2 separate regions of the Homo sapiens genome follow, and region 1 is linked to region 2. Evidence: chromatin loops called from intact Hi-C (ENCODE). Cell type or tissue: A673. All regions are shown on one strand. Links, peaks and the distances in the headings refer to the core of each region. The heading gives the core; the rest is flanking DNA.

What was found. Hi-C counts contacts between places; a loop is a spot of excess contacts. Peaks named below come from ENCODE experiments on the same cell type or tissue, not always from the same donor. Only the 100,000 strongest peaks of a DNase experiment are listed, where the experiment ranks them.
Region 1: it touches region 2 in a loop (4-fold over the local background); 105 of 110 quality-filtered maps call a loop at or near these places.

What each region holds. Positions count from the first base shown.
Region 1 is chr1:28,851,623-28,868,083 of GRCh38, forward strand. OPRD1 (opioid receptor delta 1) reads left to right here. Exons shown (of 3, transcript NM_000911.4): 2 at 7,332-7,681; 3 at 11,120-16,461. The coding sequence ends at 11,661. Among named protein-coding and RNA genes, the nearest start is that of OPRD1, 48 kb to the left of the region's middle. RefSeq lists an enhancer at 3,327-3,828. In A673, for the core only: no CTCF peak of the experiment used is centred there; a DNase peak (open chromatin) is centred at 8,889.
Region 2 is chr1:28,779,073-28,795,533 of GRCh38, forward strand. No RefSeq gene overlaps it. Among named protein-coding and RNA genes, the nearest start is that of OPRD1, 25 kb to the right of the region's middle. RefSeq lists an enhancer at 6,674-6,723. In A673, for the core only: a CTCF peak has its summit at 6,202 (motif pointing right); a DNase peak (open chromatin) is centred at 6,239; H3K4me3 peaks cover 438 bases; H3K27ac peaks cover 355 bases.

The DNA of each region.
Region 1 (16,461 bases), core at 5,995-10,994, 74 kb after region 2:
GCACTTTGGGAGGCCGAGGCGGGCGGATCACCTGAGGTTGGGAGTTCGAGACCAGCCTGACCAACATGAAGCAACCCCGTCTCTACTAAAAATACAAAATTAGCCGGGCGTGGTGGCTCATGCCTGTAATCCCAGCTACTCGGGAGGCTGAGGCGGGAAAATTGCTTGAACCGGGGAGGCGGAGGTTGCGCCATTGCACTCCAGCCTGGGCAATGAGAGAGAAACTCCGTCTCAAAAAAAAGAAAAAAAAAAAAAAAAGAAGAAGCCGGGCGTGGTGGCTCACGCCTGTAATCCCAGCACTTTGGGAGGCTGAGGTGGGCGGATCATGAGGTCAGGAGATGGAGACCATCCTGGCTAACACAGTGAAACCCCATCTCTACTAAAAATACAAAAAATTAGCCAGGCGTGGTGGCGGGTGCCTGTAGTCCCAGCTACTTGGGAGGCTGAGGCAGGAGAATGGCATGAACCTGGGAGGCGGAGCTTGGAGTGAGCCGAGATCACGCAACTGCCCTCCAGCCTGGGCGACAGAGCAAACTCCATGTAAAAAAAAAAAAAAAAAAAAAAGAAAAGAAAGAAAGAAAAGAAAGTGGGGAGGAAAGGTCCAGGACATAGCTCATAGCTCACTAGGAAAACAAAAAGAACTGGTAGATTATGCAATTGGATGGAAGAGACATCTTATAGGTCTTTTGGAATGTTTGAGGAGATTTAGCAATATGTACACAGAACTAAGCAAGTGGAGAAAATTGGCGCAATTATTACCTCTGGGAAACTTAAATGTCTGCACTAAAAAATGTAATTATAGTATGTTCTTTGGCTTAGCAGTGGACAATATCTACAAAGTCGTAAGAATGTAAACCCTAAATATTGAGTTAGCTAAAAATGGTGATAAAACTATATTGGAGCCAGACATGGTGGTGAGCACCTGTAGTCCCAGCCACTCAGGAGTCTGAGGCCAGAGAATCGTTTGAGCCCAGGAGATGGAGGCTGTAGTGCACTATGGTTGCACCTGTGAATAGCCATTGCACTCCAGCCTGGACGACATAGCACGACCCCATCTCTTAGGATTTTCTTTCTTTCTTTTTCTTTTTATTTATTTTTTATTTTTTATTTTTGAGATGGAGTTTTGCTTTTATTGCCCAGGCTGGAGTGCAGTGGGATGGTCTTGGCTCACTACAACCTCTGCCTTCCTGGGTGCAAGCAATTCTCCTGCCTTGGCCTCCCGAGTTGCTGAGACTACAGGTGCCCGCCACCACACCCAGCTAATTTTTTGTATTTTTAATAGAGAAGAGGTTTCACTATGTTGGCCAGGCTAATCTCAAACTCCTGGCCTCAGGTGATCTACCCACCTTGGCCTCCCAAAGTGCTGGGATTACAGACGTGAGCCACCGCGCCCAGCCAAGACCCCGTCTCTTAGAAACAAACAAATAAACAACTATGTTGGGAGGATGGAGAGAGGAACAATTGAGTGATGTGATGAGTTAGCCCTCATCTACTGTAATAGGGCATTGTGAGGAACATTACTAGTGTTCACTAATATCTGCTTCTCCCTGCTTTGGGTCACATAGAAGACTATTTCTCAACCCCTTGCAGTTGGGCATGGCCACATGACTACTTTTGGCCAGTCAGCTTCAGGTGGAAGTGATGTGTCGCCACTGGACTAAAGTTTAGATGATCCTGCAGCTGCCTCTTCTCCCTCTCTGGTGATCAAGGGGGCCTTGGGTTAAGACAGCAGGGCCACAGGGGTAAAGCAGCCTGGAATGGCCTCTTGGAATTTAGATTGTCCTGGAAACACTGAATGGACTCTGTGAGAGAGAAACCTTTCATTTGTTAAACCACTGGGATTTGGGTATTTAGGCATAGCCTTGCTTAACCAAATCCACGCTTCAACAAGTACTATCTAAAATGGATGAATCAAGAAATAGCCACGTAAGCATATTCTTTAGAATTGTGGAGATAATCACTATAAGAATAGCTAAAAACATTCAAAGTGATTGCCCCTGGGGAACAGGACAGAGGAATAAGAGAGCAAGGATGGGTAGAGGGGCAGCTGTTCTCATTATTGTCCTGTATGACTTTTTACACTATGTAATTGTGTTACATTGGCAGAAATAAAATTTTCTTTTTTTTTTCTTTTTTTTTTTTGAGATAGGGTTTCACCTAGTCGCCCAGGCTGGAGTGCAGTGGCGCAATCTCACTGCAGCCTCTGCCTCCCGGGTTCAGGTGATTCTCCTGCCTTAGCCTCCTGAGTAGCTGGGATTACGGTGCTCACCATCACGCCTGGCTAATTTTTGTATTTTTTGTAGAGATAGGGTTTTTCCATGTTGTCCAGGCTGGTCTTCAACTCCTGAGCTCAAACGATCTGCCTGCCTCGGCCTCTCAAAGTGCTGGGATTACAGGCATGAGCCACCACATCTGGCCAGAAATAAAATTTTCTAAAAAGCTATATACATATATGTAATTTGGAAGGATCCTCACCAAGTCATGATAGTGGCTGTCTCTCGGGAGAGAGGGCGTGCTACACAGAACATGTGAGGAACTACAGATGTGGCCAGACCCGGGATGGCACTGTGGGAAAGGAGGCTACCCAAATGGAAAGCCAGTTTAGGGAGCTGTTTGTTTTTAGACATGGGGTGTTGCTCTGTTCCCCAGACTGGAGTGCAGTAGCATTATCAGAGCTCACTGCAGCCTCCAACTCCCAGGATCAAGTGTTCCTCCTTCCTCTGCCTCCTGAGTAGCTGGGTCTATAGGCACACTCCACCATGCCCAACTAATTTTTTTTTTTTGAGACAGTGTCTTGCTGTGTTGCCCAGGCTGGTCTCAAACTCCTGGGCTCAAGCAGTCCTCGACCTCAGCCTCCCAAAGTTTTAGGATTACAGGCGTGAGCCACCATACCTGGCCAAATCTGCCTTTTAGAGTGAGCCGCCAACTTACGTGGGTGATGAATTGTGGGAGAGGGAGGCTGCCGCAGTGTCCCTGTGCGAGCTGGTGAGGTTGGACTAAGACATCCACATCACAGATGTCTCTTGTGAGCCTGCTTTTTTTTTTTTTGAGACAGAGTCTCACCCTGTCACCCAGGCTGGGGTGCAGTGGCATGATCTAGGCTCACTGCAACCTCCGCCTCCTGGGTGCAAGCAATTCTTCTGTCTCAGCCTCCTAAGTAGCTGGGATTACAGGAGCATGCCACTACGCCCGGCTAATTTTTGTATTTTAGTAGAGACGGGGTTTCACCGTGTTAGTCAGGCTGGTCTCGAACTCCTGACCTCGTGATCCACCCACCTCAGCCTCCCAAAGTGCTGGAATTACAGGCATGAGCCACTGCGCCTGGCTGAGAGCCTGCTTTTTTGCCGGGCACTGCTGGTAGGCCCAAGGGTACAGCAGGGAACAAAATGGACGAAGTCTTCTGGCTTCAGGGAACTTACATGGGCGAGAGACCCAAGTGGGCAGAAAAGAAGATGAATGTAAGTCAGGAAGTGGTTTGTGCTGTAATGAAAAATGAAGCCGCTGAAGGAGCTAGAGAGAGTTGGTGGGGAGGATGGTACTTTAGATAGAGTGGTCAGGGAGGGCCTCCCTGAGGAGGTGACATTTGAATAGAGTCCTGAATTAAGTGATGGAGCAAGCCATGCAAAATATGGGGGGACCGGGGTTCCAGGCAGAGGCAAGAGCAAGTCCAGAGGCCCCGAAGTGGGGAGGTGGGAGCGGGCTTGACGTGTCCAGGGAACATCAAAGAGGCCAGTGTGTGGCAGGGGCACATCGGTGGAGGGGAACATGCTGGGAACTGAGATCCCAAAGGTAGTCGGGGCAGCTTGCAGAACAGAGAGAATTTTGGGAAGTCGCTGGGGGACTGAGAGCAGGGGAGTGGCATGATTTGTCTTGGGGCTGGAGAAGGGAGTCTACGGTGGCCAGAAGGACGGGGCGTGGCTGTGGGTGGAGGGGAGAGAGGGGGGCCGTGAGGAGAGGAGCCCGGGGCCCTACCTGGCGGGCAATCAGCGCTGGGCCGCTCAGCCCGCTTGGACCAACTACAGCAGCTTCATCACCCACTTCCCAGCATCCCAGCCCCCTCTGGGAATGGAAGGATCCTTCACAAATCAAAATAGCAGGCAAAGAACAGCCTCTAATTGTTCTGCGTAAGAGCAGAGAAATTAGACGAGTCAGCTGTGGGGTTGAGACCGCCTCCCACACAGCTGTGATCCCACACCCCACTGAAGACACTTCCTGAGACTTGCAATTCTGCTGTATCTGAGCAAAACTTTTTCCTTCTCCAGCCCCAGAGCAAATGACAGCTATTTGGGAGGGAGTAGGATAGATGCTGCCCTGGAGGACAATGAGTGAGTCAATTTCTTTTCAACCAAAAATACCAGTCACTTCATGCAGGAACAGCCTTAGCTGATGCGAGTTTATTCCGTCATTCAAAAACACTGAGTGCCTCGTCCTAGGTGTCCAGGGCTGGGCATGGGATCAGAGCGATTCTAAAGGAATGGAGGCATACAGTATGGGGCCACCCTTGGGGTGGTGGAAAGAGGGAGCGTGGGAGTCAGGAGGTCTCAGTTCTCGCCTTGGCTCCGCCACTGTTGCTGTGTGACCTTGGGTGAGTCCTGCTGCCTCTCTGGGCTTCAATCTCCCTGTCTCTCCCAAATGGAGGCTTTAGGCTACATAGTAATTCTCAAACTTTTGAGTTCATAAGAATCACTTGGGGTGAGGAGGTGCTTCTTAAAGATGAAGATTCCCAGGCCCCAGTTCCAGAGATAAAGATCGCTCAGATCTGAGGTGCAGTTCAGGACCCTGCATTTCTTCCAGGCTCTTCCGGTAATTCTGAAGCGATACCTCAGGCCACGCTTTAATAAAATCACTTCCCCTCAATGTGTCTCTCTTCCTGCTCTGGAATTCAAGGAGTCACTCATGTAACCCTCCTCTGGGTATCTCAGATCACTCCAGAGGCATGAGAGCAGCGTCATATAGCCCTGTCTCGGGGTGCCCGTGTGTTGCTGTGGTGGTGACACTGCATTTGGGAAGGTCTGGCTCAGTGTATGCAGTCTCCCCCAGGCTACCTGTTGCCCTGCCCAGGCCCTGGTGCAGAAGGGGCCATGGCTGTAAACTGGCCAAACAAGGGGCCAACTGTAATGTAGATAGCTGTGCAGGGCAGAGAGCATGGAGGGATGCTGGGAGTGCTGGGTGCAGAGTTTGGCTATAGACATCTGGCCTGGACCCCTGGGCTCATGCCTTGGGTTGGATGTGTGACCCTGTCACCTGCTCCGCTTCCCCACACCACTGTGGATGGGAAGAGGGATGCACTGTGGCTTCTGCAGAGAGGTGAGTCCAGTTGCATGGGGATGAAGAGGCCTGGATGGAGCCGCAGGAAGGACTGGGGGCTCTGGTCTACCACCGAGGACACCCAGGGGGTCTCAGACCCCAGCCAATCTACTAGGCAGTGTCCCTTCCTCAGAGTTGACCAATCATACTCCCCAAAGGCTAGGTCAGTGCCAGGAGCTAGAGAATCAAGTCACTCTGGTCTAGCCCCCAGCTCCATTCTTCACCTGTGAAGAAAAAGAACAGCGATTGTGTCCAGAGTGCTCTCCATGCATCAGGCTTGGAGCTAAGTGCTGTGTTAGCTTATTAAATTTTCACAGCCATCCTAAGAGGTTGCTACAAACATTACCCCTCTTTTTACAGTTATGGATGCAGAGCCTTAGAGAGTTCAAGTTTCTAACTCAGAGTCACTCAGCTAATATAATAAGTAGTAGAGGCAGGATTAGAACCCAGATTTGCTTTCTGCTGGAGCCCAGTTTTATTTTTAAACATATTGCTTAGTACCTTTCAGAAGATAAGTATTTTTCTTTTTCTTTTCTTTTATTTACTTATTTATTTTTGAGACAGTGTCTTGCTCTGTCAACCACTCCGGAGTACAGTGGTACGATCTTGGCTTGCTGCAACCTCTGCCTCCTGGGCTCAAGCGACCCTCCCACCTCAGTCTCCTGAGTGATGGGACTATAGGCACTCACCACCATGCCTGGCTAATTTTTGTATTATTATTATTATTATTGTTATTTGTAGATATGGGGTTTCACTGTGTCGCCCAGGGTGGTTTTGAACTAGGCTCAAGCAATCCACCTGCCCTGCCTTGGCCCCCCAAAGTGCTGGGATTACAGGCATGAGCCACTGCACCTGGCTTAGGATTTTTCTTTTTTGTTTTTGAGACGGAGTCTCGGTCTGTCGCCCAGGCTGGAGTGCAATGGCACTATCTCGGCTCACTGCAACCTCTGCCTCCCGGGTTCAAGCAGTTCTCTTGCCTCAGCCTCTCGAGTAGCTGGGACAACAGGCGTGCACCACTACGCCCAGCTAATTTTTGTATTTTTTGTAGAGACAGGGTTTCACCATGTTGGTTGGTCAGGATGGTCTCAATCTCTGGACCTCGTGATCCGCCCACCTCGGCCTCCCAAAGTGCCGGGATTACAGGTGTGAGCCACCACACCCGGCCTAGGATTTTTCTTTTTTTTTCTTTTTTTTTTTTTTTGAGACGGAGTCTCGCTTCTGTGGCCCAGGCGGGAGTGCAGTGGCGCAATCTCGGCTCACTGCAAGCTCCGCCTCCCGGGTTCACGCCATTCTCCTGCCTCAGCCTCCCGAGTAGCTGGGACTACAGGCGCCCACCATCACGCCCGGCTATTTTTTTTGTATTTTTAGTAGAGAGGGGGTTTCACCGTGTTAGCCAGGATGGTCTCGATCTCCTGACCTCGTGATCCGCCCGCCTCGGCCTCCCAAAGTGCTGGGATTACAAGCGTGAGCCACCGCGCCCGGCCAGGATTTTTCTTAAAACACCTTCTGCCAAAGTTATTCACAACCAGAGAAATCCTTTTGCTTCTGTTGTCGGGGAAAGGAGCGATGCCAAATCAGATAGTGCAGGGTTCTAGTCCCACCTTTGCCCCAACCCTTTTTTTTTTTTTTTTTTGAGACAGAGCTTCGCTTTTATCGCTCAGGCTGAAGTGCAATGGCGCAATCTCGGCTCACTGCAACCTCTGCCTCCCAGGTTCAAGCAATTTTCCTGCCTCAGCCTCCCAAGTAGCTGGAATTACAGGCACCCACCACCACACCCAGCTAATTTTTGTATTTTTAGTAGAGATGGGGTTTCGTCTTGTTAGCCAGGATGGTCTTGAACTCTTGACCTCAGGTGATCCACCCGCCTTGGCCTCCAAAAGTGCTGGGATTACAGTTGTGAGGCACCATGCCTAGCCTCCCCTGACCTTTTGCATGTCCTTAGGAAAGCTACTTCCCTTCCTTGAGTTTCATGTGAAACTGAAATCTGTGAAATGGGATTAATTACACATGCATTTCTTTCTAAGGTACACTAAGATGAAGACGGCCACCAACATCTACATCTTCAACCTGGCCTTAGCCGATGCGCTGGCCACCAGCACGCTGCCTTTCCAGAGTGCCAAGTACCTGATGGAGACGTGGCCCTTCGGCGAGCTGCTCTGCAAGGCTGTGCTCTCCATCGACTACTACAATATGTTCACCAGCATCTTCACGCTCACCATGATGAGTGTTGACCGCTACATCGCTGTCTGCCACCCTGTCAAGGCCCTGGACTTCCGCACGCCTGCCAAGGCCAAGCTGATCAACATCTGTATCTGGGTCCTGGCCTCAGGCGTTGGCGTGCCCATCATGGTCATGGCTGTGACCCGTCCCCGGGGTGAGTGAGTGAGTGCACCATGGCACAGGCCACTGACCACAGGAGGCAGTACATGGGCCTTTGTGGGCTTGCAGGGCACTTACCAGGGTGAGTGTAGGTGGCTCATCAGCAGAGGTTGGATTCTGATCAAGATCAATGATGGTGTGGTGGCTGGCCAGTGGGAGTGTAGAAGAAGGTCAACCAATGGGAATGGGAATAGCTGGCCAGGGGGGCATGCGGATGGTTGACTATTGTGAAGATGAATGACTGATCAGTGGTCATATGGGTTGCTGGCCAAAGGGAATGTATGAATTTATGAAGGAGATTATGGATGGCTGGTTATGTACATGTAGGTGGCTGGCCAGGGATGTGTGGATGTATAGAGAGATGGTTGGATGTCCAGTGAGGTGAGGGTGTCACTGACCAGTGAGCAGTGGAGGCTGCAAGATCTGTGGTCCCATTTTAAACTCCCTTTCATCCTAATTTGAAAACCACTGGCCTGGATGACCAAAGCAAAGCCTAGAGAATAGCCTGCAGGGAATGACAAATAGGAGCTAAAATGGTAATTATAGTAACTGCCTGTATCAGGGGAGCTGCAATAACATTCTCCAAAGCTCAGGGGCTTAACACTGTAGAGGTTTCTCTCTCACTCCCATCACAATCCAGTGTGAGTAGGAGGAGCACAGACATTCAGGGACCCAGCCTCCTGTTGATGGTTTCTGAATCTTCTACTGCTGGCATCTGGCCGGCAGATGAATATGGAGAGGGAGCGAGGAGAAAGCACAGCCACTTTAAATGTTGGTTGGGTGCAGTGGCTCATGCCTGTAATCCCAGCATTTTGGGAGGCCAAGGCGGGTGAATCACTTGAGGTCAGGAGTTCCAGACCAGCCTGGCCAACACGGTGAAACCCTATCTTTACTAAAAGTACAAAAATTAGCCAGGCGTGGTGGTGGGCGTCTGTAGTCCCAGCTACTTGGGAGGCTGAGGCAGGAGAATCACTTGAACCTGGGAGGCGGAAGTTGCAGTGAGCTGAGATCATGCCACTGCACTCCAGCTTGGGCGACAGAATGGGACTTGTCTAAAAAAAAAAAAAAAAATTTATGGCCCATTTCTTCTAGTGACAGCTGGTCACATGGCCCCACCTTAATGCAAGGAAGTGAGAAATATTGTTTAGAAGGGCTCCACAGACATAGTAACTAATTAACCTCTCTGAGTCACACTATATCATGAGATGTTGAGAAGGTTAAAAGAGATAATATGTGTAGAATACTTAGGACAAGTCCTGGCTCATCGCCAAGGCCCAATGAATAATAGCTATTAAATGATTAAGCCTGTGAGATAGACAAGGCAGGGACTCCTACCTCCATTTGACTGTAGGGAAACAGAATCAGAGAGGTCAGGTGGTTTACTTAGGGTCACACAGCCAGGCATTTTGTGGAATTTGGCCTGCAACCTAGGGTTCCTGCCCCCAGGTCTGTTACTCCTTCTAGTCCCTTTTGTGGAAGTTTGCAGAGGGTTGATGCTGTGGGTGGGAGAGAACAAGCTTCTTGGTTACCTTTGACCCTCACAAGGGCAGAGTCCCTGGTGCCCTTTTATAGCCTGTGAGCCATTGGCCTTGACTCACAGCAGAGCCCCATTCCTCACTGTCAGCCTTCAGCTTACGGGCCATTAACTGCATCCCTCCTGGGGCTGGACCAGATGGGCCTCCTCACTCCACAATCCCTCACACACACACTTTCCCAGTGTGTGCCATCAGCACTTATTGAACCTGTGGGCCACTTGCTGTGTGACCTTAAACAAGTGCTGTTCTGGTTCCTATACAATGAAGGTCTTGGATTCAGTTACTTCTAGGGGTCCTGCCAGCCTGATGTCCTGTGGACCCACTCTGTCTGTGGATCCCCAGCCCCTTCTCACTTCTTAGCCTCAAGTCCATCGTGTGGCTTCTTAAATCCTAGCATTCCAAGAGATCCTGGGAGTCCCCTGGGCCAGCCTCAAGGCTGTATCAGAATCCCACAACACCCCCTAAGGTGTTCATCCAGCCCAAGCCCACACTCCAGGAATGGGGAGCTCATTTCATCCTAGGCACCCTTCCTATCTCAAGAAGGAAGTCCTTGAGTTAAGCTGAAGTCTGCTTTCCTCCCAGAAGGAAGGAAGTTTTGTTTTGTTTTTGTTGTTGTTTTGAGACAGGGTCTCGCTCTGTCACCCAGGCTGGAGTGCAGCGGCACTATCCCAGCTTACTGCAGCCTCAACCTCCAGGGCTTAAGCGATCCTCCCACCTCAGCCCCCCAAGTAGCTGGGACTGCAGATATGCACCACCATACCCAGCTAATGTTTGTTTTTTTTGTAGAGATGGGGTTTTGCCATGTTGCCCAGGCTGGTCTCCAGCTCCTGGACTCAAGCAGTCCACCTGCCTCAGCCTCCCAAAGTGCTGGGATTACAGGCATGAGCCCCATGCCTGGCCAGGAGGTTCTTGTGATTAAGCTGAGACCTGCTTCCCTCTAGGGAGCCTGACCCTATCCTTGAGTCCTGGACTCCCCCACATATATGCCCCTCTTTCCCTGTGGGTACGCCAAGAGCTTGAACCCCACTATGCTAAATGCTTTAGGTACCTTAGCCTTTTCTTTTCTTTTCTTTTTTTTTTTTTTTTGAGACGGAGTCTCGCTCTGTCGCCCAGGCTGGAGTCCAGTGGCACGATCTCGGCTCACTGCAAACTCCACCTCCTGGGTTCACACCATTCTCCTGCCTCAGCCTCCCGAGGAGCTGGGACTATGGGCACCTACCACCATGCCCGGCTAATTTTTTTGTATTTTTTTTTTAGTAGAGATGGGGTTTTACCGTGTTAGCCAGGAGGGTCTCGATTTCCTGACCTCATGATCTGCCCTCCTCGGCCTCCCAAAGTGCTGGGATTACAGGCGTGAACTACCGCACCTGTCCGCCTTAGCCTATTTAATCCTTACGACAATCCTGGAGATGTGGGTACTGTCATTAGCCCCACTCCACTGAAGCTCCAAGAGGTTTAGTAATTTCCTTACACTATGTAGTAGGGCCTGAGTCCTGCTCCTAGCTCATGTTGTCTGTCTTAGCAGTCCTGTCCCCAATGGAGCTAGTTTGGAAATGGGTCAAGGTGCTTTGAGTTACTGCAATGACTGGCATTCAGTGGGCTGAGCTAAACGATTTCATTACGGCCACCCATGGACACAAAGGCTGAAAAGGGGCCAGGAGAGAACATAGGGGACCTCCCTGATGAGGGCCAATCCTGCTAGGTCTTTACGGATAACTAAGAGTTCACCAAGTACCGAAGCCGAGGAGGACACTCCAGACAGAAGAATCCCCTTGAACAAAGGCTGGGAGGAGGTGGTGGGACTTGCCCAAGCCTTGAAAGGGTGGGCAAGCAGGTGGGGGCCCCTTAGGCACACAGGCCCCTCACCCCGTCTGTCTTTCCTTGTTTCCGCGGCCCAGACGGGGCAGTGGTGTGCATGCTCCAGTTCCCCAGCCCCAGCTGGTACTGGGACACGGTGACCAAGATCTGCGTGTTCCTCTTCGCCTTCGTGGTGCCCATCCTCATCATCACCGTGTGCTATGGCCTCATGCTGCTGCGCCTGCGCAGTGTGCGCCTGCTGTCGGGCTCCAAGGAGAAGGACCGCAGCCTGCGGCGCATCACGCGCATGGTGCTGGTGGTTGTGGGCGCCTTCGTGGTGTGTTGGGCGCCCATCCACATCTTCGTCATCGTCTGGACGCTGGTGGACATCGACCGGCGCGACCCGCTGGTGGTGGCTGCGCTGCACCTGTGCATCGCGCTGGGCTACGCCAATAGCAGCCTCAACCCCGTGCTCTACGCTTTCCTCGACGAGAACTTCAAGCGCTGCTTCCGCCAGCTCTGCCGCAAGCCCTGCGGCCGCCCAGACCCCAGCAGCTTCAGCCGCGCCCGCGAAGCCACGGCCCGCGAGCGTGTCACCGCCTGCACCCCGTCCGATGGTCCCGGCGGTGGCGCTGCCGCCTGACCAGGCCATCCGGCCCCCAGAGCGCCCCTCCCTAGTGACCCGGAGGCCACATGAGTCCCAGTGGGAGGCGCGAGCCATGATGTGGAGTGGGGCAGTAGAAGGTCGGAGGCTTGGGACCGCCAGATGGGGCCTCTGTTTCGGAGACGGGACCGGGCCGCTAGATGGGCATGGGGTGGGCCTCTGGTTTGGGGCGAGGCAGAGGACAGATCAATGGCGCAGTGCCTCTGGTCTGGGTGCCCCGTCCACGGCTCTAGGTGGGGCGGGAAAGCCAGTGACTCCAGGAGAGGAGCGGGACCTGTGGCTCTACAACTGAGTCCTTAAACAGGGCATCTCCAGGAAGGCGGGGCTTCAACCTTGAGACAGCTTCGGTTTCTAACTTGGAGCCGGACTTTCGGAGTTGGGGGTCCGGGCCCAGGACCCAGAAAGGGCAGTGGTGGGGACAGTTGCTTGAAAACTGAGCTGCAAGACTGGGCCTCTGTGTAGTAGGGAGGAGCCTCCTGTGAGGGGAGACCCAGAGACAGGACAGCTGGGTGTGGCTACAGCTGAAGATTTGGTCACCAGATAGGGCGCCTGTGCAAAGGGCCTGTGGCCTCATCTTTGGATACGGGATACAGTCCCAGCCCTGAGTTCTAGCAAGGGGCAAGGCTCGCTGAGGTCCAGGTCCGACTTGACACCTTTATAAATAGAATATAAAAGACTGAGGGGCCAGGCGTGGTGGCTCAAGCCTGTAATCCCAGCACTTTGGGAGGCCGAGGCAGGTGGATGGACATGAGCCCAGGAGTTCGAGACTAGTCTGGGCAACATGGGAGACCCTGTCGCTACAAAAAATACAAAATTAGCCAGGCATGGTGGTGTGTACCTGCAGGCCTAGCTCCTTGGAAGGTGAGAGGATCACTTGATCCCAGGAGTTTGAAGCTGCAGTGAGCTATGGTGGTGCCACTGCACTCCAGCCTGGGGGACAGAGTAAGACTCTGTCTCTCAAAAAGGAGAGAGAGGGAGAATGAGGGAAGAAGAGATAGGAAGAGAGAGAAACAGTATACCTTTTATCTCTTTGACAGGCATGTATTTCCTTGGAATGGGCAGGAATCCCTCAGAATCGGTGGCCACAGTGGGGCTTGGGACAGGACAGCAGAGCGGGGGGCAGCCACTCCAGGATAGGGTAATAAGACAGGACCTTGGTTGGAGTAGGGTCCCCAGAACTGAGTACTAATGGGGGCCCAGAGGCTTGGGAAGGAGAAGGCTTCCAAAACCAGTTCGAAAACCCAGACCCGGAGTGGACCTCCGTGCCAAGGGGTGGTGGTGGGTGGGTGGAGGAAGAGGTGGGCTCCTGCTTCAAGGTTAGGTCTTCCAGTGGAAGGTGGATGCTTTCTGTGAGTCCCCAGGGCCCTAGTTTCTCTGGCCCAGATACTGGAGGACAGAGGACCACCTACTTAGATCCCGTAGATGGTAAGTGGTGCCTGGGACTCTTGAGGGCGGGGGGCGGGGTATGAGAAGCATCAGTTCGCACTTGGTGCTGGGTCCTGGGCCCTGATAAGAACCTGGATGAAATCCTCTTCCATTCTCCCAACATCTGGCTGCATCCATGTGTCTGGTGTCAATGACTCCAGTGAACTGGAACTGCCCATATGGGGACCTGACCTTGAAGGAACTGGGGGGAGAAGCTTTTGTAACTGCAATGCCGGCATCAGTGTGTGTCCCCCTCTGCCTTTCCCCCCAGGCTCCCCAGGTCCCCCACCTGCTCCAGCCCAGCTGTCCCCTTCACGCTGCTGAGAGTGATATCCACCTGGAGTTGGGTGTAGAAGTTTTTCTTTTCATTGGTTCGGCATTTTATTCAGGCACTCCTGGATCTTTGCTTCCCAGAATATCAGTGTCTGTCCTTGTTCTCTGTACCTCCCCCGTGCCTCATCTCCTCTCCCTCCGCTGCTGTCCCCTCCCTCACCAACACTGCCTCAGTAATGCACCCCTGACTCCCTATTGAAGCAGTGTGCTGACATCCTTGTAAAAACAAATTTAATTTTCTTCCTTTTTTGGGACAGATGGAAAGAAATTGACGTCTTTGTCTCAAACAAAAGAAAAAAGAAAAAGAAACAATATACTTCTTTTCCCTTTGACAGCCATGTCTTTGGAACAAAAGCTGGGAGGCTGTCACTCCAGCAGGGACTGAATAGCATGCAGGGGGCTGGGGACTTAGGCACCAAGAGGGGCTTTGGGCACATTAGGGGGAAGGGATGCTCTCAGAGGGCAAAGCACAGCCCCCTTCTCAGGGTGAGGCTCCCAGCAGCCCCAGACCCGGGGATGTGCCTCCTTTGGGAAATGGCTACCCCGGGTCCTGGAAAGATGTGGGGCCATGCCCAGCACTCACATCCAGCCTGCCAAGCCATTGTGACCTGGGGTCCCAAGCCACCTAGATCACTCTCACTACCTTGTGACCACAGAGACCCCTGTGTCTGAGGGTGGGAGGTCGTCAGCATGGCAGGAGACACTTCTCCTCATCAGGGGTCCTCCTGTGAATGCTTTGGGGGTATGGCAGAAAAAGGGACAATCTAGGAACTGGGGAAGACTCCTGAAGGAGGTGACATTGGAGCCAGGCTGTTTACTCTCCCTGCAGGACCTGTGTCCCCTCCCAGGATAGGCCTGTTTCAAGGCTGCTTGAAGCCCACTCACTGCCATCTCCTGTGTCTGTAACAGATCTGGCTGTTTTTTGCCCCTTCTGATATGTAAATCTGTCCTGAGGTCAGCAGGGCCCGGGTCCGGACCACGTGTGTTTAAGGTAGTGCAAACTTGTATTGAAATCTACTTCATGCCAAGCATGCACTCTGGGCATCAGGACTCGGAATGAGTCAGCCTTGGCCCTGCCCTCAGAAAGCCTGAGCCAGTGTTGGGAGATAAAGCATCAACAGATGATTGCACCTCAGTGTGATGAGTGCGGTGACAGGGAGCCCCAGGGAGGGTGTCACAGGGAAGTGCCTTTTCTAGCTTTTCACTAAAACACATGTTTGTCGCAGTTCTGTAAGAGGTGGAAAAGGGTCGGGGACCCTGAAGGATGAATAGGAGTTGGCCACCAAAAAGAGGAAATAGCGTGTGCGGAGGCATGGGGATGTTTAAATGCTTGGCAAACCCAACAAGTTGGGTGCAGCTGGAGCATGGGGCTTAACTAAGCTCTTCTGTGTGCCAGGCTCTCTGCCAGGTGTCTTGTGTGCATCAGCCCACCTGATCCTCAGGACAGCCTGGTGAGGAAGTAGTGTTATCCCCATTGAGGACAAAGAGAGCTGAGGCTGAGAGAGGTCAGGCTACTTGCTCCTAAGTCACAGGGCCTGTTCGTAGTGGCAGAACTTGGGTCCCTGGAATTCCAGGGTCCATGTTTCCAGTTAATTCCAGGCATCAGTGAAGTAGAAAGGCCTTAGAAGCTGGAACCCCAGAATGAGGTTTTGAAGACCTAAAACCAAATGGAAAAATCTAAAGGAAACGAGCAATTTTCCATGAACTTTTGTTCCTCCTGAAGCTCTCCAAATCTTCACGTTTCAGAATGTACTGTGCATGGTGCATTTTAAAGCTCTAAATTGACAGTGTAATTCTAGATCGTCACAGGGTTCTCAAAACTGCAGAGTAGGTCTGTTTCCCCCAAAATTTCCATTTATCTCCCTCCAGGAGGAGGGAGGGAAGTTTTTGCCCCTGATTTCAAAATGTCCTACTGTTTCAGATCTCTTCTTCTTCATCATCTTTTTTTTTTTTTTTTCAGCCAGTGTCTTGCTCTGTTGCCCAGTCTGGAGTGCAAGTGCAGTGGTGCAGTCATAGCTCACTGCAGTCTCAAACTCCTGGGCTCAAGTGATCTTCCCACCTCAGCCTCCTGAGAATCTGGGACGACGGGTGTGTGACACCATGCCCAGCAATTTTATTTTTATTTTTATTCATTTATTTTGTTTGGGTTTTTTTTTTTCTGAGACAGGGTCTCCCTCTGTCGCATAGGCTGGAGTGCAGTGGCACCATCTCGGCTCATTGCAACCTCCGCCTCCTGGGTTCAAGTCATCCTCCCGCCTCAGCCTCCTGAGTAGCTGGGATTACAGGTGTGCACCACCATAACCCAGCTAATATTTTTATTTTTAGTAGAGACGGGGTTTCACCATTTGGCCAAACTGGTCTCGAACTCCTGACCTCAGGGGATCTGCCCGCCTCAGCTTCCCAAAGTGCTGGGATTACAGGCGTGAGCCACCAAGCCCGGCCAATTTTTTTTTTTTTCAATAGAGACCAGAGTGTCTCTGTGTTGCCCAGACTGGTCTTGAACTTCTGTCCTCAAGCAATTCTCCTGCCTTGGCCTCCCAAAGTACTGGGTTTACAGGTGTGAGCCACTGTGCCCAGCTCTCATACCTCGTCTTGATGCAGTAGAAGTAGTGGTTAAGCCTGGAATCAGATCTTGGTTTTCCCTCTCTGAGCCTCAGTTTCCTCATCTGTAGAGTAGACTTCCTTCACGGGTGGTTGTGAGGATTTAATGTATGTATAGGGATAAGGCCCAGAACGTAAGTAAACTCTAAGTACATGGTAAGTGGCAGTCACTGCTTACAAGTGGAGCCAGGGTTCAGGGTCAGAGCTAGAGACCTACAGGGAAGAGTAGGTGAGCTGTCGGGGCTAGTGATGGAGAGAGAGAAGAGACTGGAGATCCAGCTTGGGGATCCCCTTGCTTCCTGGCCCAGGAGCCACCATGGAGAGTGAGAAGCTGCCAGAGAAGCAGGAGGAGGATGGAGAGAATGTGCTACCATGGAAACTGGAGGAGGAGGGCGTTCCCAGGAGGAGGGAGTGATGGAT
Region 2 (16,461 bases), core at 4,323-9,322:
CCTCAGGTCTCCAACACCTCCTCTCCCATCTTTACTTCCAGTTCAACTAGACAGGAAAATTGAAGCAATCAGAACAAAACGTCACAGACTCCATTACATCTACCCCCGTCACAGATGCTGCCTTCCCACCTGTTACAGATCAGTATCTCATGAAGCCTGGTCTTGGCCAGCAGCGTCAGCACCATTGGAGAACTTGTCAGAAATGCAAGTTATTGGGCCCCAACTCCTGAATCAGAAATCTTGCATCTGTGTTTTAACAAGTTCTCTCTAGAGTTTGAGAACCAATGTCTTTGGACTACACATGGTTCTGTCTAGAACAAATCCCTCCATTTGTGCATCAAATCTCAGTCTCTCAGCAACTCAAGAAGATGGCTTGGTCGGGTTTGGTGGCTCACAGCTGTAATCCCAGCATTTTGGGAGGCCAGGTGGGAAGATCACTTGAGCCTAGGAGCTCGAGACCAGACTGGACAACATAGTGAGATCTCATCTCTACATAAAATAAAAAACCAGGTGTGGTGGTACTGTAGTCCCAGCTACTCCAGAAGCTGAGGCAGAAGGATTGCTTTAGCCCAGGAGGTCAAGGCTACAGTGAGCCATGTTCATGCCACTGCACTCCAGCCTGGGAGACAGAGTAAGACACTGTCTCAAATAAACAAACAAACAAACAAAAAAAGCAGAAAAGATGGCTTCATCAAATCTCTTTTTCTCCCACATTATAATTTTACCTCTAATGGATCATTTCCATTAACATACAAACATGCTGTTGTTTCTCCTATTTCTTTTTTTTCTTTCTATGCTTTTTTTTTCTTTTTTTCTTTCTTCTTTTTGTTTTTGAGACAGAGTCTTGCTCTGTCACTCAGGTTGGAGTACAGTGGCGCAATCATGACTTACAGCAGCTTCCACTTCCCAGACTCAGGCGATCTTCACACCTCAGCCTCCTGAGTAGCTGGGACCACAGGCATGCACCACCACACTGGGCTTATTTTTATTTTTTGTAGAGACAGGATCTCTGTATGTTTCCCAGGCTGGTTTCGAACACCTGGGCTCAAGTAATCCTCCCACCTCGGCTTCCCCAAGTGTTGAGATTACAGACATGAGCCACCGTGCTCGGCCTGTTTCTCCTATTTCTTCCACCAGTTATTACTGCCCATTTCTCTCTTCCTTTTTGCAGCAAAACCCCAGAGAGGAAGCTGTTGCTCACTGGCTCCATTTCTGTCCTTCCATTTTCTCTTACCCACTCCAGTTCAGGCTCTCTTCTTCATTCCAGCAGAACTGCTCCTGGCAAGGCCACTATTCCACATTGCTAATTCTCAGTCCTCATCTTCTCTGATCTATAAGCAACCTGTGACATTGTTGATGCTTTTCTCCTTCCTTCCCTTGGATTCTGGCACAGCATGCCTCTTGATTTTCCTCCTGTTTCACTGGTTGTTCCTTTTTAGTCTCCTTGGCCCGGTTCCTCCTCAGTTCTTTGTCTTTGATCTCAGGGCTTAGTCCTTGACCTTCTGTCCACACTCACCAGATTTCGTCCAGGCCTGTGGCTTTAGTCACTACCCATGTGCCAACAACCCCCAAATACAGAGAGCCCAGAGATGTCTCCTGAACTCGTATATTCAACTGTCAACCCAGGCTTTCCCCTGGATGTTGGCAACATCTCAAACCCAACACTTTTTTTTTTTTTTTGAGACAGAGTCTCCCTCTGTCACCCAGGCTGGAGTGCAGTGGCACGATCTTGGCTCACTGCAACCCACCTCCTGGGTTCAAGCAATTCTCCTGCCTCATCCTCCTGAGTAGCTGGGATTACAGGTGCCCACCACTGTGCCCAGCTAATTTTTGTATTTTTAGTAGAGACAAGGTTTCACCATGTTGGCCAGGCTGGTCTTGAACTCCTGACCTCAGGTGGTCTGCCCGCCTCGACCTCCCAAAGTACTGGGATTACAGGCGTGAGCCACTGTGCCTGGCCTCAAACCCAACACTTTTAAACACAAACCTTGTCCTTCCTCATCTGCTCCATCTCATTAATAATGAACACATCCTTCCAGTTTCTCAGACCAAATCCTGGGAGTAATGTTTGGCTCCCTTTGTCACATCCTACATCAGATTAGTCAGTTATATTTTCTTGGTGACCATGTCTCACTGTAGCAGGACAAGCCGCAGACAAAACCCCTCAGACACCGAGTTAAAGAAGGAAGGGCTTTATTCAGCCGGGAGCTTCGACAAGACTCACATCTCCAACAACTGAGCTCCCCGAGTGAGCAATTCCTGACCCTTTTAAGGGCTCACAACTCTAAGGGGGTCCACGTGAGAGGGTCGTGATCCAATGAGCAAGCAAGGGGTATGTGACTGGGGGCTGTATGCACCGGTAATCAGATCTGAACGGAACAGGACAGGGATTTTCACAGTGCTTTTCCATACAATGTCTGGAATCTATAGATAACATAACCGATTAGGTCAGGGGTCAGATTAGGTCAGGGGTCGATCTTAACTGCCAGGCCCAGGGCACGGCGCCGGGCTGTCTGCTTGTGGATTTCATTTCTGCCTTGTAGTTTTTACTTCTTCTTTCTTTGGAGGCAGAAATTGGGTATAAGACGATATGAGGGGTGGTCTCCTCCCTTATCACCATATCCATCCTGGGCCAAGTCACCATCCTCTCATCTGGACGATTGCAGTAATCTCCTGGCTAGTTTCTATTTCCACCTTTGCTTCCTCCAGTCTGTTCTCCACACAGCAGCAGAGGGATCCCATAAAATGTGCACCAAATCACGTCGCTTCTCAGCTCACCCTCTCATGGCCCCCATCTCACTTAGAGTAAACGCTAAACCCTTCAACGGCCGACAAAGCCTTGACCATCTGAGGCCCATCTCCAGTCTCTCCTTACCTCCCGCTGTTCCTGTCTGCTCCACTCACTGTGGCCTCCAGACATGCAGGCTCCTGCTAGAGGATCTTCTTCCCAGCTGCCCCTTCCCCCAGAATACTCTTCCCTCATATATCTGCAAGGCCCACTTACTTCTTCACCTCCTTCAGGTTTTACAGCAGGGACGACCTAATCAGTGAGGTCTCCCGAATATCCTCTCTACACTCACCATCCCCATCCCCCACATTGCCTGTCCCCTTTGCTCCAGGCTGGCCACAGGGTGTGGTATATCTGAGATTCCACCCACCCCAGATCTGTGTCTTTCTACCCTGAGGCAGGGAGTCAAGAAAGCCAACAGAAAGCTGCCCAACAACAACAAAAAGGAATATGTCAGTAATTATTGGCGCATAGAATTTCAAGATTACAGTTTCTACTCAAATTCCAACTCCTTCTGCTTCACTAAAGTGAAAGAACACTGATGTGGGAGTCAGAAACGTTGGATTCTAGGCCAGGATCCACCACTACAGAGCTCTGACCTGTGACAAGCAAGTCGTTAGGCTTGGCCTGTTTGGGAAGTGAGGGACCTGGGCTGCATGATCTGTGAGATTAACCCACTCCCATCAGCATGTCTTGTGAGCTCCACTTCCAAAATAAATCCCCACATCGCCAGTGTTTCTCCACCCCCATTGCTGTCACCCTACCCATGCCATGGCATCAGCCTCCTTCCCAGGTTCAAGCGATTCTCCTGCCTCAGCCTCCTGAGTAGCTGGGATTTTTTTTTTTTTTTTGAGATGGAGTTTCGCTCTTGTAGCCCAGGCTGGAGTGCAGTGGCGCAATCTTGGCTCACTGCAACCTCCGCCTCCTGAGTTCGTCATTCTCCTGCCTCAGCCTCCCAAGTAGCTGGGACCACAAGCACCCACCACCACACCCGGCTAATTTTTTGTATTTTTTTAGTAGAGACGGGGTTTCACCATGTTAGCCAGGATGGTCTCGATCTCCTGACCTTGTGATCCGCCTGCCTCGGCCTCCCAAAGTGCTGGGATTACAGGCATGAGCCACCACATCCGGCCCTGTAACATTATTTTAAATCATGTAATACTCATACAATGGATACTATACAACTGAACAAAAGGTAAGAATCCATGTATTGATATAAAATGCTTTCTGGCCGGGTGCAGTGGCTCACGCCTGTAATCTCAGCACTTTGGGAGGCCGAGGCAGGCGGATCACAAGGTCAGGAGATCGAGATCATCCTGGCTAACACGGTGAAACCCCGTCTCTACTAAAAAAATACAAAAAATTAGCCGGGTGTGGTGGTGGGCGCTTGTGGTCCCAGCTACTTGGGAGGCTGAGGCAGGAGAATGGCGTGAACCCAGGAGGTGGAGCTTGCAGTGAGTCGAGGTTGCGCCACTGCACTCCAGCTTGGGCGTCAGAGTGAGACTCCATTTCAAAAAAAAAAAAAAAATGCTTTCTAAGATATATTGGTAAGTGGAAAAAACCCAAAGTACAGCACAGAGTGTATAAAATACCACCATTTGTATAACAAGAATGAGGGAGAGAATACATTTGCTTGTACATGTATATGTTATATCTGGATGGCTACAGGGGAAACTGATAACATTGCTTGCCCTATGGGGGCGCACTAGGCGGCTGGGGTAAGAGTGGGGAGCTTTTCATTGTGCATCCTTTTGCATTCTGGATCACATTATGTACCACCTATTAACAAGAAATACTTAAAAGTTGTGTACTTACTTTGTTTTCTCTCTCCCTACAGAGAACATAAACTTCATGAGAGTATACACCATTTGCTTTCTTGTTCACTGTTACCCCCTCAGCATTTAACACAATGCCTAGTACCTAATACATGCTCAATGCTTATCTACAGAATGAATAAATGAAAGTGAAGGTCTCTTCCAGCTCACTTCAAGAAGGTATGAAATGGATTCCAGGACCCAGCCATTCAGAGGAACTGAGAGAGATGCTGAGTTGTTTTTAGTATGGTGTACTGTTTTTCTTAATTGTTATCTTTTTTTTTTTTTTTTTTTTTTTTGAGACGGAATCTCGCTCTGTAGCCCAGGCTGGAGTGCAGTGGCGCGATCTCAGCTCACTGCAACCTCTGTCTCCCCAGTTCACACGATTCTCCCGCGTCAGCCTCCTGAGTAGCTGGGATTACAGGCGCACACCACCACACCCGGCTAATTTTTTTTGTTTTTGTTTTTGTTTTGAGATGGAGTCTTGCTCTGTTGCCCAGGGTGGAGTGCAGTGGCATGATCTCAGCTCACTGCAACCTCTGCCTCCTGGGTTCAAGCGATTCTCCTGCCTCAGCCTCCTGAGTAGCTGGGATTACAGGTGCGCGCCACCATGCCTGGCCAATTTTTGTAGTTTTTTTAGTAGAGACAGGGCACCATATTGGTCAAGCTGGACTCGAACTCCTGACCTCGTGATCTGTCAACCTCAGCTTCCCAGAGTGCTGGGATTATAAGCATGAGCCACTGTGCCCCACCTTTTTTGTAGTTTTTTAGTAGAGTTTTCACTCTGTTGGCCAGACTGGTCTTGAACTCCTGACCTTGTGGTCCGCCCGCCTCGGCCTCCCAAAGTGCTGGGATTACAGGCGTGAGCCACCAAGCCCGGCCGTTGTTATCATGTTAAAAAAAAAACATGACAAAGGGCCGGGTGTGGTGGCTCATGCCTGTAATCCCAGCACTTTGGGAGGCTGAGGCAGGCAGATCACTTGAGGTTGGGAGTTCAAGATCAGGCTGGTCAAAATGGTGAAACCGTCTTTACTAAAAATACAAAAATTAGCCGGGTATGGTGGCAAGTGCCTGTAATTCCAGCTACTCAGGAGGCTGAGGCAGGAGAATCGCTTGAATCCAGGAGGTGGAGGTTTCAGTGAGCCAAGATCGCCTTACTGAACTCCAGCCTGGCGACAGAGTCCCCCAAAAAACATCACAGGAGAATGTGTAGAGGGTGGATATGGAGGACAGGCCTGGTCACAGATGCACTTCCCAAGTGAGAGTCTTAGTAGCCAAAATAGCAGGGCAATGTCGTGCTCAGACTATACCCCAGTCATGGCCTCTGGGGTGGCAGCTTTAGATATAGGCAAAGCCACCCCATTTCCTGTGGCCTCAAAACATTCAGGATCATAGCTCCCATAACATTCCAGTTCCTAATGTGTCTTCTGCTCTAAATTCTAAATTCCCTGAGGTCAGGAACTAGGTCTGTCTGGCTCACCAGATAACCTGAGTTTGGCACAGAAGGAACAAAAGAACGAATGAATGAAAGAATACAAGGAGTTGAGAGAACTCCAGAAAAGCCAGAATCAGTAGCTGTCATACCCCATCTTGCCAGGAGGTGGCAGTACAGAAGTATTTTCTGAGATGGCTGCTCAGCCTGAGCCTTGCAGTCTGGGCACAGAGTCCCGTTTTGACCCGGGGAGGGAGTGGAGTTGGGTGATTTTTGAAAAATTTATTACGGGCTTATAAGAAGAGGCACAGCGGCCGGGCGAGGTGGCTCACGCCTGTAATCCCAGCACTTTGGGAGGCCGAGGCGGGCGGATCATGAGGTCAGGAGATGGAGACCATTCTGCTTAACACGGTGAAACCCCGTCTCTACTAAAAACACAAAAAAGTAGCCGGGCGACGTGGTGGGCGCCTGTAGTCCCAGCCACTCGGGAGGCTGAGGCAGGAGAATGGCGTGAACTCGGGGGGCGGAGCCTGCAGTGAGCCGAGATTGCGCCACTGCACTCCAGCCTGGGCAACAGAGCGAGACTCCGTCTCAAAAAAAAAAAAAAAGAAGAAGAAGAAGAGGCACAGCTGGGTCAGGGAGACTGCAGCCCCACAGAGACACCAACGCTATATGGGAAGACAAGTGCTATTCTGGCCCTTAGGAGCCCTGAGGAAGGAGGATTAAGTTTGAGGCATTTGGGGAAAGTTCACAGAGATGACATTTGAACTGGGCCTAAACATAAGGAGAATTTATCCAGTTGGAGGACATTCTGGGTAGAGGTAACAGACTCATGGGAAACTGGGGGAATGATGAATTGTCAAGGATGGCTGGGTTATCCTGAGTTTGGTGGGAGATTAAATAAAAAGTTCTGGTGAGACCTCACTTCTTGTTTTTTTTGTTTGTTTGTTTGTTTTTTTTTTTGGAGACAGAGTCTCCCTCCGTCACCCAGGCTGTGCAGTGGCTTGATCTCGGCTCACTGCAGCCTCTGCCTCCCAGGTTCAAGCGATTCTTGTGCCTCAGCCTCCCGAGTAGCTGGGATTACAGGCACATGCCACCATGCCTGGCTAATATTTGTATTTTTAGTAGAGATGGGGTTTCACCATGTCGGCTAGGCTGATCTCAAACTTTTGACCTCAAGTGATCTGCCTGCCTCGGCCTCCCAAAGTACTAGGATTTCAGGCATGAGCCACTGAGCCCAGCCTCACATTTTTAATGAAAGGACAACATTCATTCTTCTTTTCTTTTTTTTTGAGATGAGGTCTGGCTCTGTCACCCAGGTTAAAGTGTAATTGCGTGATCTCGGCTCACTGCAACCTCTGCCTCCCAGGCTCAAGCAATCCTCCCACCTCAGTCTCCCAAGTAGCTGGACTACAGGCACCCACCACAACATCCAGCTATTTTTTGTATTTTTTTGTAGATATAGGGTTTCATCATGTGGCCCAGGCTGTTCTGGGAATTGGGATTACAGGTGTGAACCACCATGCCTAGGCAATGAAAGGACAACGGTCTTATGAAATTAATGCAATGCATACAGAAGGGTCTGAAGAAAGTTATTCAATTGAGATTTATGTGTCAGGCATATAGTAGAGGCTCAATAAACTTGAGTGAATGAATCATGAATTCTAGGTGGTTTCTTTGCTAAATCATAGGTCTTTGCTGATACTTTAAGAGTGTTTTCAGGCTGTGTGTGGTGGCTCATGCTGTAATCCCAGCACTTTGGGAGGCCAAAGAGGGGGGATTGCTTGAGGCCAGGAGTTTAAGACCAGTGTGGGCATCAAAGTGAGACCCCCTGACTGTATAAAAATTTCAAAAATTAGTCTGGGCTGGGCGCAGTGGTTCATGCCTGTAATCCCGGCATTTCGAGAGGTCAAGGCAGGCGGATCACTTGAGGTCAGGAATTCGAGACCAGCCTGGTCAACATGGTGAAACCCCATCTCTACTAAAAATACAAACGTTAGCCAGGCATGGTGGTGAGCACCTGTAATCTCAGCTATTCAGGAGTCTGAGGCAGGAGAATCACGTGAACCTGGGAGGCAGAGGTTGCAATGAGCCGAGATCATGCCACTGCACTCCAGCCTGGTGACAGAGCAAGACTCCATCTCAAAAAAAGAAAAAAATTAGTCTGGAGTGGTAGTGCATGCCTGTAGTCCCAGCTACTCAGGAGGCTGAGGTGAGAGGATCACTTGAACCAAGGAGGTAGAGGCTGTAGTGAGCTGTGATCACACCACTGCACTCGTGCTTGTGTGATAGAGCAAGACCCTGTCTCAAAACAAACAAAAACAGCATGTTTTCAGCTGGGCAAGGTGGCTTATGCCTGTAATCCCAGCACTTGGAAAGTGGAGACAGGAGGCAAGAGGATTGCTTGAGGCCAAGAGTTTAAGCCTACAGTGAGCTGTGATTGTGCCACTGCACTCATCTGGAGCAAGACCCTGTATCTCACACACACACACACACACACACACACACAAATGTGTATTCCAGGATTCTTCCCCCTGTGTAAGAAGTTCTTCACAGACAGCTTTTCTTTACCCCAAAGACAAGAAATCCTGACCCCGAAAAGGGAAGGATTGCAATAACCAATAAGATCTCTGGCATCCAGAGCCTTATTATAGGATTCTCAAGTCCTGTCCCCAGAACACAGTCTTCTTTCCCAGAGCTGAGACAATAATAATTATTGCTTTGGCCGGGCGTGGTGGCTTACGCCTGTAATCCCAGCACTTTGGGAGGCCTAGGTGGGCAGATCACTTGAGGCCAGGAGTTTAAGACCAGCCCGGCCAACATGGTGAAACCCTGTCTCTACTAAAGATACAAAAAAATTAGCTGGACATGGTGGCTCGTGCCTGTAATCCCAGCTACTCTAGAGGTTGAGGCAGGAGCATTGCTTGAACACAGGAGGCGGAGGTTGCAGTGAGCCAAGATCATACCACTGCACTGCAGCCTGGGTGACAGAGCAAGACTCCGTCTCAAAAAAAAATTGCACATATTTTTATATTTATTTATTTTTTTGAGATGGAGTCTCGCTTTGTCGGCCAGGTTGGAGTACAGTGGCGCGATCTCTGCTCACTGCAAACTTCACCTCCCAGGTTCAAGTGATTCTCCTACCTCAGCCTCTTGAGTAGCTGGGATTACAGACGTGTGCCACCACGCCTTGCTAATTTCTGTATTTTTAGTAGAGATGGGGTTTCACCATGTTGGTCAGGCTGGTCTTGAGCTCCTGACCTCAGGTGATCTGCCCGCCTCGACCTCCCAAAGTGCTGGGATTACAGGTGTGAGCCACTGTGCCCGGCCCTGCTTATATTTTTATAGCAACCAATGTCATCCGTCACTTCCATGTGAAGTCCACTGGAAACATTTCAATCCTCATTTTTACTTAATTCAGAGGGTGATTTTTTCTTGAAACATTCTCCTTCCTCATTGTCTGACCCAGTACTCTTCAATTTGCCACCTGCCTCTCTCCTCTTCTTAGTTTCATTTGCCACGTCCTATTCCTCTCCTCTGTAGCCATTAAAGGTCCAGTTCCAGGCCCTGCCCTCCTCTGGCTCTAACCTCTCTTCCTGAGTGGTCTCATTCTTTCCCATGGTTGCAATTACCATCTGGGTGTTATCAGTACTCAGAACTCTCTCCATAGCCTTCTCTCTGGGCTCCAGTCCACATATCCAATAACATTTGTGACTTTTTTTTAACTTGGATGTTTCTTAAGATATCTTCTCCTCAAGTATACAAAAACTCTCATCTTCCCTAGAGAACCTGTTCCTCTCCAGGGTCCCTGTCATGGTGGATGTCTGCATCATCCAACTCGTTGCTTAAGCCAGAGGCCTGTGCGAGTCACTCTCGACTCGAGTCCTGAGCATCCCATCCCCTCAGTGTCTCCTGAATCTAAGACTCTCCGTTCCCACCACTTCCCTCATCTTGAGCCACCTCTTCTGTAGGCCATTCTCTCCTCAGTAGCCAAAGTGCCTCTTTAAAAATGCAAATAGGATCATACTATGTCTCAAAATTCTTCAGATATCTTCTTATTTCTCTTAAATAAAATCCAAGCCCGCCGGGTGCAGTGGCTCATGCCTGTAATCCCAGCACTTTGGGAGGCTGAGGCGGGCGGATCACCTGAGGTCGGGAGTTCAAGACCAGCCTGACTAACATGGAGAAACCCCCGTCTCTACTAAAAATACAAAATTAACTGGGTGTGGTGGCGAATGCCTGTAATTCCAGCTACTCGGGAGGTTGAGGCAGGAGAATCGCTTGAACCTGGGAGGCGGAGGTTGTGGTGAGCCGAGACTGCACCATTGCACTCCAGCCTGGGCAACAGGAGCGAAACTCCGTGTCAAGAAAAAAAAAAAATCCAAGCCCTTTAAGCATGACCATCAAGACCGTGTGGTCTGGCCGACGCCTGACACCTCTCAGGCTCTATCTCATGGTGTTTTATCCCCACTCTCCTTCAGTTAGTTTGAATTTCATTTAAACATTCATTCATTCATTCATTCATTCATTCAGGCATCCAGGTATTTATTGAGTGCCTTATTCGTGCCAGGTGTGGTGCGAGGGGCTTGAGTGTGAACAAGGCGAACCTGCTGCCTCATGAAGCCTCCAGGGCTTTCTCTTCCTGTGTCAGGGCCTTCTCCACTACTCCCCCTGCTCCAACACACACACTCCACTCCCCTCAACTACTAACCCCTGCTCATGACTTGGATCAAAATTCAATATCATTCCTCCCTGAAACGTTCCCTGGAGCTCTTGGGCTCATCCAGGAACCCCTGTTATGCATTCCTATGGTCCCGACCTTGCCCTTCACTGCCCACTTCTGATTCTCCTGATGGATCACAGGCTCCACGAGGCTAAAACCCAGATCTACCGTGTTCCCCAGTGCCTGGCACTGTGCCTGTCATGAACCCGATACATACTGGTTGAATGAAAGGATGTGTCCTTTTCATTTGGATCTGGTTTTTTTAGAACATTTGAGGCTATCTTAAATGCTGCCACAGCCGCAGCCACCCTTGTCAAAGCCTTGTACAATCAAGTCTACAATACTTCAACACTGTGCTTTTTTGTTTTGTTTTGTTTTTGAGACAGGGTCTCACTGTGTTGCCCAGGCTGGAGTGCAGTGGTGTGATCTTGGCTCACTGCAACCTCCGCCTCCCGGGTTCAAGAGATTCTCCTGCCTCAGCCTCCCGAGTAGCAGGGATTACAGGTATCCACCATCACACCTGGCTAATTTTTGTAGTTTTAGTAGAGACGGAGTTTCACCATGTTGGCCAGGGTGGTCTCAAACTCCTGACCTCAAGTGATCTGCCCTCCTCTGCTTCCCAAAAGTGCTGGGATTACAGGCATGAGCCACCACACCCGGCTCTACACTGTGGTTTGAAGGAGGCCACTGAGCCCTGACATCTTCCCGACTGGGGAAGGTAAACACCCAGCCTGCACAGAGGTCTGCTGCCAAAGCCCTTCCCTGCAGTCAAATCATCCTATGGGAAGGCAGCCTGAGGGTGTCACACAAACAACACGGGCTTTCAGTGGAGACGGATTCTAGTTTCCAGTCTTGCACTTACTAGTTGTGGGCACAGGGCACTCAGTGTTTCTGACCCTCAGCTTTCCTGCCTGTGGAGGCGTGCGTGATAACATGTGGGCCCCAGGGAGGAGTTCATGAGCTGTCGCAAAGCACATTGGGACCATGAGTGGTTTGCTTCTTTCCTCAACGTGAGGCGGTGCTGGTTAGTGGCTAGCTGTCTGGGTTCTGCGTCAGACAGACCAGTGTCTGAATCTGTCACTTCTTAGCCAGCCAACCTGAGAGAAGTCTCAGCTTCCTCACGTGGGAAATGAGGACAAAGTTGTACCTGCACCCCAGGGCTGTTGTGAGCTGTGAAACTCATGTGTATGCAGGGTTCATGTGTATGCCTCGTTGTGAGACTGGCACATGATAAGGGCCCAAAAAATGTGCTCGACATCGTGCCAGGGACCAAAAGGGAGAGAGAAAACTGATCAGCGGGTCGGGTGCGGTGGCTCACGCCTGTAATCCCAGCATTTTGGGAGGATGAGGCGAGCAGATCACCTGATGTTGGGAGTTCAAGACCAGCCTGACCAACACGGAGAGACCCTGTCTCTACTAAAAATACAAAATTAGGCGGACGTGGAGGTGCACACCTGTAATCCCAGCTACTCGGGAGGCTGAGATAGGAGAATCGCTTGAACCTGGGAGGAGGAGGTTGCAGTGAGCCGAGATCACACCATTGCACTCCAGCCTGGGCAACAAGAGCAAAACTCCACCTCAAAAACAAATAAAACAAAAACAAACAAACAAAAACAAACGATCAGCAGCTCTGATCTGCATTGGTGAATTCATAAGGGAACTATTTATCAAGCATCTAATTTGTGGAGGATCCTGCAGGGGCTGCCATCCAATGGGCTCTTGGCTCCCAAGTCTAGTAGAGAAGACACGTACATAAGCCAGGAAGCTTTCACATGTTCACATGGAAAGCATAAAGGGCCTAAGAAAGATTTCGTTTTTTAAAAAAGCCATAGCTGGGTGCGGTGGCTCATGCCTGTAATCCCAGTACTTTGGAAGGCTGAGGCAGGTGGATCATCTGAGGTCAGGAGTTTGAGACCAGACTGGCCAACATGGTGAAACCCCATCTCTACAAAAATACAAAAATTAACTGGGCGTGGTTGGTGGGCCCTGCAATCCCAGTTACTCGGGAGGCTGAGGTGGGAGAATCGCTTGAACTCAGGATGCAGAGATTGCAGTGAGTTGAGATCGCGCCACTGCACTCCAGCCTAGGCTACAGAGTGAGACTCTGTCTCAAAAAAAAAAAAAAAAAAAAGCCAGGGACTCAAAAATCTGTGTTTTTTTGTTTGCTTGAGACAGGGTCTTGCTCTGTTGCCCAGGCTGGAGTACAGTGGCATGATCATCGCTCACTGCAGCCTCAACCTCCCAGGCTCAAGTAATCCTCCCACCTTAGCCTCCCAAGTAGCTGGGACTACAGGTGCACACCACCATGCCTGGGTAAGTTTTAATTTTTTGCAGAGATGGGATCTTACTGTGTTGCCCAGGCTGGTCTCCAACTCCTGGACTCAAGTGATCCTCCCTCTTTGGCCTCCCAAATAATTTACATACAGTAAAGTACACAAATCTTAAGTGTACCATTGGATGAATTTTTGCATATTTTGCACACGCCCAGATGCCACTACCCAAATCAAGATAAAGAACATTTCCAACACCCCAGAAAATTCCCTCATGCCTCCTCCTAGTCAATAGCCTAGAAGAAACCGCTCTTTTGACCTCTGTCACCAAAGATTGTTTTGCTGGTGCTAGAACTTCATAAACATGGAGTCATATAGTATGTACTCTTTTGCTTCTACCCTTTTTGATTCAACACGTTTTTGAGGTTGGGCATGGTGGCTTACGCCTGTAATCTCAACACTTTGGGAGGCTGGGGCGGGAGGATTGCTTGAGCCCAGGAGTTCACCAGCCTGGGCAACATGGTGACACTCCATCTCCACAAAAAATAAAAAATTAGCTGGGAGTGGTGATGCATGCCTGTGGTCCCAGCTACTTGGGAGGGACCCAGGAGTTGTTGGAGGCTGCAGTGAGCTATGAGGGAACCACTGCACTCTAGCCTGGGTGAAAAAGTGAGACCTTGTCTTAAAAAAAAAAAAAAAAAAAAAAAGGACATGTGGCCAGAGAAGAAACTGCAGGGGGTGGAAATGGCCACTTTCTCTCCCTTGGTGGCTCAGTAACAGAAGATCTAAACAAAGCACTTAAATTTCCGTTAATGGAGTCAGGAATCATCAGTAAGTGGTTTTAGAGATTATTTGCTATCTGTTTACAATGCAAAAAAAAAAAAGTTTGGGCTTATGTAATTGCAAAAGTCATAGTCAGGGAGGTAATTATCAAGTGTAACATGAGTGTTCTATTTTTGGGCCTCAGTGCTAGCTCTTCTGGCCCTTCATTCCCTTTGGCTAATGTGATTCTGAGTTGTTTTTGCTGGTTCTCTTCTGTTGGAGGTGGCTGGATGATGGGAGGCGATGGTTGGGGGAAATACAGAGTGGAATATGATAAATCACATTTCTGCTGGGTTTTACTGTTCACAAAGCACCTGTATAGACAGCATCTCACTCGATAGCAATCCAGGAGGGAGGCAGGGGTACCAGTCACAGTTATTGATTGGAAACAACAGAAACCAATTCTGGGTAGTTTAAGGAGAGAAGGAATGGATTGGGAGGTTATCAAACAGCTCACTGAGTCAAAGGGAAAACTGGAGAACTAGGGTTAGAAAACAGGCAGGAATCAAAGAAGGCTTGTGTAAACCCATGTTTTTTATAGTGTCTTTGTTCTGCAGCTTAACTATTTTATGGTTAAGTTTGGAAATGATCAAGACAGATTTTTTTTTTTTTTGAGACACAGTTTCACTCTGCCATCTAGGCCGGAGTGCAGTGGCACGATCTCAGCCCACTGCAACCTCTGCCTCCCAGGTTCAAGTGATTCTCGTGCCTCAACCTCTCGAGTAGCTGGGACTACAGGCATGCACTACCACACATGGCTAATGTTTGTATTTTTAGTAGAGACAGGGTTTCACCATGTTGGCCAGGCTGGTTTTGAACTCCTGACCTCAAGTGATCCGTCTGCCTCAGCCTTCCAAAGTGCTGGGATTATAGGCGTGAGCCACTGCGCCAGGCCTCAAGACAGATTTTTAAAATCTTCCTTAAAGGAAGAGATAGTATGGACCTTGATGATGGAAAGTAATTTGACCAGCAGAGAAAGGAGATTTCAGGAGAGAATCACTGGGTGAGCGAAGGCAGAAAGGTCAGAAAGAATGTTGAGAGTACAGCTGGGGTTCACAATTTGTGCAAGGGAGAAGGGGGAGAGACAGCTGGGGAGGTAGGTTGAGGCTACATTGTGCAGAGCGTGCTTCCGGGATGAGTTAGTACTTAAACCCATGGCAGTAAGGACCCACTGGAGGTTTGTGAGTAAGAGAATGAGATTTGCTAGTTGCACTTTAGGAATAATAACCTGGTACCTATGAGAGGCAGGAGAAGCCTGGACTGAGGCCAGCTGACGTAGGGAACAACAGTGTCAGCCGTACCAGAGAGACTGAGGGGAATGGAAACCAAGAAAGCGCTTTGGGGCCTGGGTCCTTGGCAGCCACAGAGGAGGCAGCATCAAGAGTGTGCTGGGGCTGAGGCCAGTTTGCGAAGTGTTAGGGACTGACTGGGTGATGAGGAAGTGGAGTTTCGGACAGGTGAGGACAAAGATGTCAAGTGCCAGCTCCCCACCCCCTGCCCTAGCCTGCCACTGCCCTCAGCTATTTCTGGGCTTCCCATTCCCCACCATGGCTGCCCCCTGCCCAGAGCTGAGCTGCCCCTCTGGAGCCCTCTCCTTTAGCCTGGCTCCCCAGCTGCACATGGACTCTTAGCATCTGAAGAGACTTTAGATGAGAACGTGGAGTCTTGGGGAAAGGAAGGGAAGGAACTTGCTGAGGACACACAACCAGGGAGACACGGTGCCAGCAACGAAGCTCCGTCTCCTCTGTTCTATTAGGGCTCTTCTCTCCAACCCTGGTGTACACATGTCATATATATGAGATACATAAATAAATATTATTAATGTAAATGAATAATTAATAATTTAATTATGTGCATGTAAATAGTTTATTTATATAATTTATTGATATAAATAAATACAATAAACAAATATTTATTTATTTATCTTAAGACAGGGTCTCCCTCTGTCACCCAGGCTGGAGTGCAGTGGTGCAGTCTTGGCTCACTGCAACCTCCACCTCCCGGGCTCAAGTGATTCTCCCACCTCAGCCTCCCAAGCAGCTGGGACTACAGGCGGTGCTACCACACCTCGCTAATTTTTGTATTTTTTGTAGAGATGGGGTTTTGCCATGTTACCCCGGGCTGGTCTGGAACTCCTGAGCTCAAGCGATCCACCCATCTCCACCTCCCAAAGTGCTGGGATTACAAGTGTAAGCCACCGCACCGGCCTAGGGTGTAGTATTTATATGAGAGTCTCCGTTCTATCTCCCTACCCTGTATGGCCAGAACCTGGACCCTGGCTAGTTCCCTGCCATTCTCCTAATGCATTTCCCCACCCTGGGACTCTTCCCTTGCTCTTCTCACCCTCACGTCAGATGATCACTTCAGTGGCTCCTCATGGATTAGAAAGATGCACATAGTTGCCAGGTGTGGTGGTTCACACCTGTAATCCCAGCACTTTGGGAGGCTGAAGTGAACGGATCACTGGAGGTCAGGAGTTCAAGACCAGCCTGGCCAACATGGCGAAACCCTGTCTCTACTAAGAATACAAAAATCAGCCGGGCTTGGTGGTGGGCACCTGTAATCCCAGCTACTTGGGAGGCTGAAGCAGGAGGATGGCTTGAACCCAGGAG